2 separate regions of the Homo sapiens genome follow, and region 1 is linked to region 2. A link is an interaction called in ENCODE POLR2A ChIA-PET data of the cell type or tissue named here. Cell type or tissue: endothelial cell of umbilical vein. All regions are shown on one strand. Each heading gives the region's core, and the rest is flanking DNA. Links, peaks and the distances in the headings are about the cores only.

Evidence for each region. Peaks named below come from ENCODE experiments on the same cell type or tissue, not always from the same donor. Only the 100,000 strongest peaks of a DNase experiment are listed, where the experiment ranks them.
Region 1: POLR2A ChIA-PET joins it to region 2 with 6 read pairs; 1 of 35 experiments calls an interaction of 5 or more read pairs at or near these places.

The regions. Positions count from the first base shown.
Region 1 is chr13:110,265,040-110,269,427 of GRCh38, reverse strand. The region is part of intron 1 of COL4A1 (collagen type IV alpha 1 chain); the gene reads left to right. Among named protein-coding and RNA genes, the nearest start is that of COL4A1, 40 kb to the left of the region's middle. In endothelial cell of umbilical vein, for the core only: no CTCF peak of the experiment used is centred there; a DNase peak (open chromatin) is centred at 2,227; H3K27ac peaks cover 1,532 bases.
Region 2 is chr13:110,336,739-110,341,126 of GRCh38, reverse strand. All of the region lies in intron 3 of COL4A2 (collagen type IV alpha 2 chain), which reads right to left. MIR8073 (microRNA 8073) reads right to left here and starts at 169; the gene lies at 98-169. RefSeq lists a silencer at 1-65 and an enhancer at 2,468-2,969. In endothelial cell of umbilical vein, for the core only: no CTCF peak of the experiment used is centred there; a DNase peak (open chromatin) is centred at 2,296; H3K27ac peaks cover 2,799 bases.

The DNA of each region.
Region 1 (4,388 bases), core at 120-4,119, 72 kb after region 2:
GCCTGTGAACTACAGGCCCAATCTTGCAGCATAATTCAAAAAGCGTTTTTATGACAATGTTCTCTCTATGTCGTAGGAAAAATATGTATGCTTCTGATTTTATAAAGGTTTTTAGTTTACTTATTCTACATTTTCCTATATTATTAAATTATATCATAAACAAGGGTGTTTTAACATATGCTTCGAGCCCTGGAGAATAGAAAAGTCTTATTTTACTGGCATCAGGAAATGGATTTTCTTCTAGGTATGAGTTAATTTTCTGGAACTTTCCTTAAAATGCTACAATTATTTTTCCATTGATGTCTTTACTGAAATAGGTTATGCACAGCCCTTTGTTAGTAGAGCATGCTGTCAATACAGCTGGCACTTTTCCAAGTGGCTCCGGGTCATCGTGGTGAGCCTGGATCAGTTCTCCGTGCGCCAAGAGGTGGGCCGTGGTGCTGCAAGGCGTGTGGAGGTGCGCGGAGGTTCGGCTTTTGCACGTTGGCCTCCTCTGCTGGGCTCTGGAAGGTGGTGTTCCCACTCCCTCCTCCTTGGGTTCCTTTCCACTTCTCACTGCTTCAAACAAGTCCCCTCCTCCTTGTGTCTCACCTGCCCTCGGCTGGAAGATGGGCGGATGACAGAGTCAGATTTGTTGAGCCTCCCACGTGCCAGGCGTGTGGTCCTGGAAGTCAGCTGATTTCCTTGTCCCAGTTGTGTTAAGAGGCAGGTGTCATTCCCACATGGGGTCATGGACAAGGCACCCGGGTTTGGAGAGGTAGAGCCCCTTGGCAAGCCATGCAGCCAATGGCCAGCAGAGCACAGTGGCACGGCCAGCATTTTAACTGAGGCTTGAAGCTCAAAAGCATTTTCCCTGCCACACCACCCTGAAGTCATCTGCAGAAGCCAAATGACCAAGTTTTTCTGGCACAGCAGTGAATGTTATCCTACTGTCATTCTTTTACTCGACACATTTTTGTTAAAAGCTCACTTGGACTGGCGAGGATGGTTGCCTTCTCTCTAAAGAGAGCAGAGAGCTGGCCATGCCGGCTTCTGCATACTCACCTCCCTTTCCCTCCCCTCCCCACCCAAGAAATCCCTGCCATCTTTTGCATTCAGGTCCAAGCTCCTGAGCCTGGCACGACAGGCATCAGAGTGCTCATCACAGGAGTGTGCAGAGCCATTCGTCATCCATATGCCTTTCCTGGTTTTGGACTGGCAGTGCCGGTGCTCTGAGGCAGGACACAGTTGGCATCGGCCCTGCTGAACCTGGCCCCTTGTCTTTATATGCTAGGGGTTGACTGAGGCCAGTGAATGTCTTGTATACTGTAGGTGCTTAACAGCAGTCTGTCAAACTTTCCTCCTGGAGTCAAATGTCATGAGCTTTGTGACCACTGCTTTCCAGAGAGTTTCTTTTTTCTGTATTTTTTTTTTGAGGGGGGCAGCTGTGTTCTAGGTGTTGATGATGTTTGGAGCATACCCTGTGAATAACAGATGTGCAGCTCTGTATAGGATCTTCATGGGGTTTAAAATCCTGACCTACATATTTTTTATGTATACATAAATACACATATACATATAAATATACATATAATAATAATTACCTATTGCCCTCAATGTTATACAGGACTGTGTTTTAAATTAAACATGTATTGTGTGTCTTATTTTGAAGCTATTCCAATGCCATTATTTGGGAACCATTGAATCTGAAAATCCTGAAATATTGCAAATTTTATCATAGCTATTATCTACTCCATGTTAATTTTCAGTTGTTTCCAGCTATAGATCAGTTTTCTTTGTCTAAGTGCTTCTTACACTCGTGTCACTGAAAACCTGAAGAGTACAGAGCCCAGCCCCTGTTTTGGGTGCTTGGATAAGGGGAGCTTACTGGTGGATAAGGAAAACTCCAGAGACTGAGAGCTCTTTGGAGTTTTCTGGGTGCTCCAGCACAGGGATGCTTTGCAAAGATTCCTCAAGCCCTTCTGCTTGTACAACCACCAGAAGGTGCTTTAGAGAAGGGGAGGCACTGAGATGACAGCTGTGCAACTCAGGATGCACCCAAGACAGAAAAAACACGTTCATCTTTGTGAGCTTGAGTTGGGCATCCTTTCCGCCGTTCTCCCTCTGTCCTTCTTGGAGGTGCTGAAAGTGTGCGTAGCTCCGTCTCCCTGCCCCTCCTCCCTCCACTGGGTCATGCAGGGGCTCCCTGGACACCAGATAGTGCGAGGTCCTTCCCCTCGCCTGTGTGGATGGTGGGGAGGCTCAGGGCCCACTGGGTGACCGGAAATCCTTTCTCCAGTGGGCTCATTGTGCTCTTTGTGCTCTGCTCAGCAGCCGCTGCCCTCGCTGTGGGTTTCCTTTGTGATTAATCCTTATCTGCTCAAAAAGGCTTGCTTCACATTTGCCCTTGGCTGCTGGTCCCTGGCAGAGTGCAACTCTGCTGCCTTATGCCTTTTTTAAGTTTTTGGATTCCTTTCAAATTTTCTCAAATCTCATTACCCTGATTAAACATTTTTTCGATTAAAAATTAAATTTCTAGAAAAGTGTCAGGAAGTATGCAAATAAACGCTGGCATGCTTTCCACTTGAGAGTCATCAATTGCTTACATTTTGCCACATTCGTGGTTTTACTGCCTCTCCATATTACTCTTGTTTTTTGCTGTGCCATTTGAGATTAAGTTGTAAAGGTCATCTCCCTTAGCCCCTGAACATGTCAGCGTTAGACCCAAGGACAAGGATTTTCTTTTACGTAAGCATGATACCTTTATTAAGTTCAGGAATTGTAACATTGTTGCAATTTTATATCCCATGTCCAGTGCACGCTCACTGTGCCAGTTAGCCTAGCACTGCCCTGTGTGTTTCCCCAAGTCAGCATCTGGTCTCCGCGACGTATACTGAGGCCCCACATTGCCCTGCCTTTCTTTGGGCTGCTGTTCTTTTGCTAGATGAGTTTTGAGTTTTAAGGTTTTCTTACCCCCATCCAGCTCCGTGGCCACATTTCTGCTAGCGTGACTCCAGGGCTGGAGGACCGGGGGTTGGCAGCCTTCTCTTGCTTTTCCTGAGCTAGGATTCGTGGCGACAGAGTTGGAACTACTCCAGGCGGGTTGTGACACGTCCGTCTCCCCACATGGAGAACGGTGGCTTGCCAGTTCCCCTTGCGTCCCTTCGGCTGGCCCGGAGCTTGGTGCGTGTGGATGCTGCCGTCTGTGAGCCCATTGTGAGACCGCACGGCTGAAACAGCTGAATTGGGGAATAGCTTTCAGCTCTTTATCTCAGTGGCGATCTTTCGCTGTGTGCAGTTTCCCGGGTGCAGGCCGGGGCATGACTTCATTCTTTAGGTTATGCGGCACCCCCCGCGCGGGCTGCTGGCTCAGTCCCCCTGCTTGCTGTATCTGCGTCTGGGGACCGCCACCACCCGCATCTGTCTCCACGTGGTGGCCATCCAGGACTCTCAGTGACGACACCGCAGACGGTTGAGCTGGGAGCCCTCACACACTTGCAGGCATCATCATCCCAGCAGGCATGGTGGAGTCTGGGGAGATGCGCAGGAATTCCCGCGGGCTCTTAGAGTCTAGTGTTCAGTGGAAATTCGTGCTGGGGATAAAGAATGGCCCTGGCTGGAGTGGAATTTCGATGACTGCCACATCATCTTCAGGAACTCCATTGTATTCTACGGGCAGCTCCCAAACCCAAGACTGCTGGCAGCAGAAAGGCCTCCAGGAAGGCACCTAGTGACGTAGATAACAAATCCGTTTTACGTGCCACATTTCCTCATAGGATGTGCATAGGATCTCCTTTCCTGAAAGCCAGGACTGGCATGCAGCTCCCTGGTTTGGGGTTGCAGCCACCTGTGTGGAGTCAGTTGGCTGGGCTGTGTCCTTGTCACCAGAATCAGCTCCCCTGACTCTCAGCGTCACACACTTCCTGATCCCAGGCTCACGCGCTGTGAAGCCTGGTGAAAGCACATGTGTCGTCTCTCCTGGGTTCACAGCCTGAGCTGTGCGCTATGAATGCGACTGCACACAGCTGTAGTTTAGGGTGCCTCAGGCTCAACACTGTGTGAGACTTGTTTTTGACTACTTTAATACTTTTCTTTATTTAGAATGTACCCCACACCTTTTCTGGCTTTGTGATGTACTCAAATTGCCTTCGTAGAATTAGGAAATCTGCATATGGAAAATAAACCAAAATCGTATTGCAGTCGGCGCTTTCCTCTTTCCTCTTTCTGTGATTTTCTACCTCCCTACCTTTCTTTATCCTTTCTTTCATCTGTCTGAAAGGAAGTGAGGTCACACTCCACTCATTCCCAGATCACTTGAAACATTTGGAGCCTAAGGGAGAATGGAGAAGGCAGCGAGAAGGTCTCTAGCAGTCAAGGCCGATCGATGATGGTGGGACGGCGCCCACAGC
Region 2 (4,388 bases), core at 283-4,282:
GAAGTGGCGGGCGGGCTTCTTTCCCTTCTCTGTCGTGATTCAGTGCTTCCTGTCACCCCCAGCACACCCCTCCCCACCCCTGGGGAAGCCACTGCCAGGAACCAGCTCCCTGACATACCATAAACAGTCAAACACTGACGACGCTCCCTGCTGCCAGGTCACTGAAATCTTTTCCCTTAATAGACAATACTCCTCCTCCTGTTGGGAGCAATCCACAGACGCCGGAACACGAGTCAGAAAGGAACAGAGTCCTCTGAAGTCCCCAGAATCGCATGGCTGAAAACGCCCCGAGAGTACCCAAGGGTCACACTCACACATGCAGAGCCTGAAGCAAGCGAGAAGCTGGGGTTTGCTCTCGGGGAACTTAACAGCCAAGGACATAGAGTGAGCTCGAGACCCTAAAGACTCTCTGTCCCTGTGCAGTTCTTTGTGCTTCGTAATGTCTTCATGAGCTACAGGACTGCTCTCCTTTCTTCCGCAGCTGCCCCAAAAGACTGGATCTTTCTGCCCCTGGGCTAGGAGAAGTACCCTTCAGAAGATGCTGCCAAAGGAACTCCCCAAGGTGGGGAGGGGATGAACCTTAAACATTTTCTTTCTACACTTCCACTCTTCTCAAGTCTTCTCATCCTCTTCCTTTATCTCTTTTTGTTCTTTTACATCTTTAGAATGAAGTCTTTGGAAAGGTGGATTTGCTGTATTTGTAGTCAGCTTACATGAGGACCATGGCCATATCTGTGGCTAGAGTAAATTGTCCTTGGCTGGGCGCGGTGGCTCACGAGGTCAGGACGTCAACACCAGCCTGGCCAAGATGGTGAAACCGCATCTCTACTAAAAATACAAAAATTAGCCGGGTGTGGTGGCGTGCACCTATAATCTCAGCTACCAGGGAGGCTGAGGCAGGGAACTGCTTGAACCCAGGAGGCGGAGGCTGCAGTGAGCTGAGATCAGGCACTCCAACCTGGGCAACAGAACAAGACTACATCTGAAAAAAAAAATTGTCCTCTTAGACTGGACTCTGCAGGGGCACCAGGTGCCCATTGGGTGAGAGGTTCTCAGGCTCTGTGAACCAGGAGGCCCATTTATTATCCACTCTACCTGTCACCCACCCTCAAGGATTCAAGCCATTCTGGCAATGTCATAAACCGCCAGGATGAACCTTCTTCCTTCCAATCAGTGTAAACAGTGTTACTGTTCTATACTGGGTTAGTTACAGGATACATTATGAGTTTATACAGCTTCATGGAGTGCCATTGTTCCATTTCTGGAATGCTTCTGAAGTGCCACAGACTGTCATTATTTGGATGGTCCAGGTTAGCAACTCCTCGGCACCGAGCACCTCTATTTTGACTCCTTCTTTGATTTTTTCCTCCCACCAAGTTTACTGAGCATCTATTATGGTCCCAGGTATTGTGCTAAGACTGAGGATACCAGGTTCAAAGATCAGATTTCCAGAACTGGAAAAGATGAGCAAGATGATTAATTCTGGGAGATCCCAGTCTTTTATTAATGAAGACCTACTTTTGACTCTGTTTTTGTTTTTTTTCCCCTATATCTGAGGCTTGTAGAGAAAGGGGCTGTGCTGCTGGAGGCTGAGGCTGACATGCACTCCCTCTGGCTCAGTCCTCACAATTGGGTCGGAGGCAGTAAACTCGTTTGAGACTGACCGGCCAGGCTTCCAAGGTCAGGGAAGCCCCTGCTCCCACGACATTCTTCCCACGAAAACTGGGTGCTACAGAGATTTTAGGGAACTTCCCTAAGATGAAGCCCCAAATATGCAAGCACCAGTGATTCCCTCCATCCAGGAATCTCATCACGATGCTATTGTGATAACATGCTGCCCCTCCCACACCTACTGTCCATCAGAATTCAGTCCTCTTTTCTCTAAACGAAGGCTTTCTGCACAAAAGGTAAAAGAAATCCAACTGTTTGGCCCATTTAAAATCAAGTCACTGAAGTTTCTCTGAGCTCAATCACACTCTTCATCTCTGAGGTTCATCTCTGTTCTTACCACATGATAACGTGAAAAAATAGTTTCTTAAAGAGCTGGCCCCATCATCTCCAGAAATGATGTTAGGGAAGGTCCGTGGAAGGCACAGGCCTGCAGTACTGAAGGCAGAGGCATAACTGCCAACCACAAGTCACTGATTACAATCCAAGAGCACCATTTTCTTCCTTTTATGGGGCATACGACTCTTCCAAACATTGTCCTGCAGATACTTAAGAAAACAAAACAAAGCCCCAAACAAAAACCCGAGCTCCTTACTCCACAAGCGTTGTGACCTCCCGGCTCAGGGCAGCAGCCAGTCGTTCTTGGCTGTGGGAGAGAACCTGGGAGGGCGGCGAAGAGCAGCCAGACATTTTTTCAGCTTGCGTCTTCAGGGGACAGAAACAAGGCATTCTTTCCTTCTGCAAATCCAGGCTAGCAGCTCAGGAAAACAATCACTCCTTTTCCCAGCTGCAGAGATGGCTGGATTGCCTTGGCTGCCTTGCACGTTTCTCCCCTAATCTTCCAGATAAACCATCCCTGGGGTCCCAGGTTTAGCTTCTCGGCAGAGGCCCGTTGTTTTCAGTGAGTGCTAACTGGGAAGGCCCAGGCCAGCTCCCTCCTGCTCTAGTAGAATTATCTGGGTTTAACGGGCTCCCTAGAGCCTCAGTGCTCTTCAGGGGGAGCATTTTACCCCCACCCCCCCCCACACACAACATTTTCTGTGTCTTTTCTCCTAGTTTTAATAGTTGGCCACATGGCTCAGTAACTGTGCCTCTCTCCTCTCTCTCTCTTTCTCTCTCTCTCTCCCTCACTGTTTTCCATTGCATTTTTGCTCTTTTTTGCCAGCTAATGGTAGAAGCTCACCATTGGAGCCTTCATATGCAGTAACTGCTCAGCCTTAACAGACTATTCCCTTCTCTCTTAAATTGATGAAAGACACTTTTTCTCTAATTATTAGAAACAACTAGTGAAATATTTATAGAATATAATAAAATGCACATGAAACAGACTCAACAAGGGATCACGGAAAGATCTAATTTAAAAATCAGCTTAGGATCCAAGTGAGCAATACGCAGTTCCTATCACGGTGGCATAAATGGTTCCTTTGGAGAGTTTTGTGTGATTCCAGAATACTGTTAATCCACACCCCTGGCCTCATTAACCTACAAAGCAACAAGAAAAGGAACTTCAAGCCCTTGGCATCATGCTGTTTACTTTCAATGCATGTTCATTTAGTGAATATATGCTCACTGCATATATTTTAGTGAGTACATATATCTTCACAAGTATCAATGCTCTCTCTATTTTTAACAGTTAAAAAGTGCTTTTCCCAAAGCTGTCCTGAAAAATGTCTTGGGGACACAGACACACACAGCAGAACCTGCTGCAGGGACTTCCCTGGGACAGGCAGACTTCAGATTCTTAGAGCCTCCAGCACTGTGTCAGAGGGCTGCTTGCGGTCAGATGTGGAGCAGGACCTTTTGGATAGCAAGGGTGTGGCTAAGGGGGAACATCAGCCTAAGCCTTCAAAAGCCCCCAGTCTGGACACCATGGGCCATGCTTTGTGAATCCCAAGGCAACCCTCTCTGAGCCTGCCACCAGTACATCCGCCCTCTGACGCTGGTCCAATCTCACTTCCACTGCCCATCAGGAGCTTCCTGCCCATGCTGCTCTGGCTCGAGCCTGGCAACAGCTTCCAGCCTTGGCAGATGCCGCTGGAACGCTTGCTGGGACCATCACTCTGGACTCCACTGCCCATCAGCTGTTGAGCCCTCACTGGCACTTATTAGTTAGGAAAGCCCATTTTAAATCTTACGTTTATGATTCCAAACAGCAGGGTACAGTGTCCTTCACACGAGCCCAGTGGTTTCCAAACTTGGCTGTGATCAGCATCATGCCGGGTGCTTCTAAAACTTCCGGCGCCCATGCCCCATTCCAGAACCGCGGAATCAGAGCGCCAGGACTGCAACTGTCACTGGCCTACAGGCTTACGGATTGAATGCAGTGAGCATATATTATACGTCCTACGTGTACAAAACAGCATCAGCATCCATAGATAAACGCAGTCTGTTTTCCTCATTTCCCCTCATTTCTCCTTGGAACTTTGAAAACTGCATTGCTAACCAGTGCAGTACCCAGAGCAACATTTGGGAACTTCTGATGTAACCTGTATAGGAACTGGTGTGAGTGTCCCGTGAAGGAGCACAGAGGCAACCCAGGCCACGTGGGAATGGATGTTGTCCAGAGGATGCCAGCCCCAGGCTGAATGTGGTGACTCTTCCCATGAACTGCTTCAGAGGGAGCAGAGGAAGAACTGCCTTTGCTGGAGGCTTCCCAGAAGCTGATCAACGAAAGCTTCAGGAATAAGGCCCTGGGGTCAAGGCTCTGTATATAATATGTT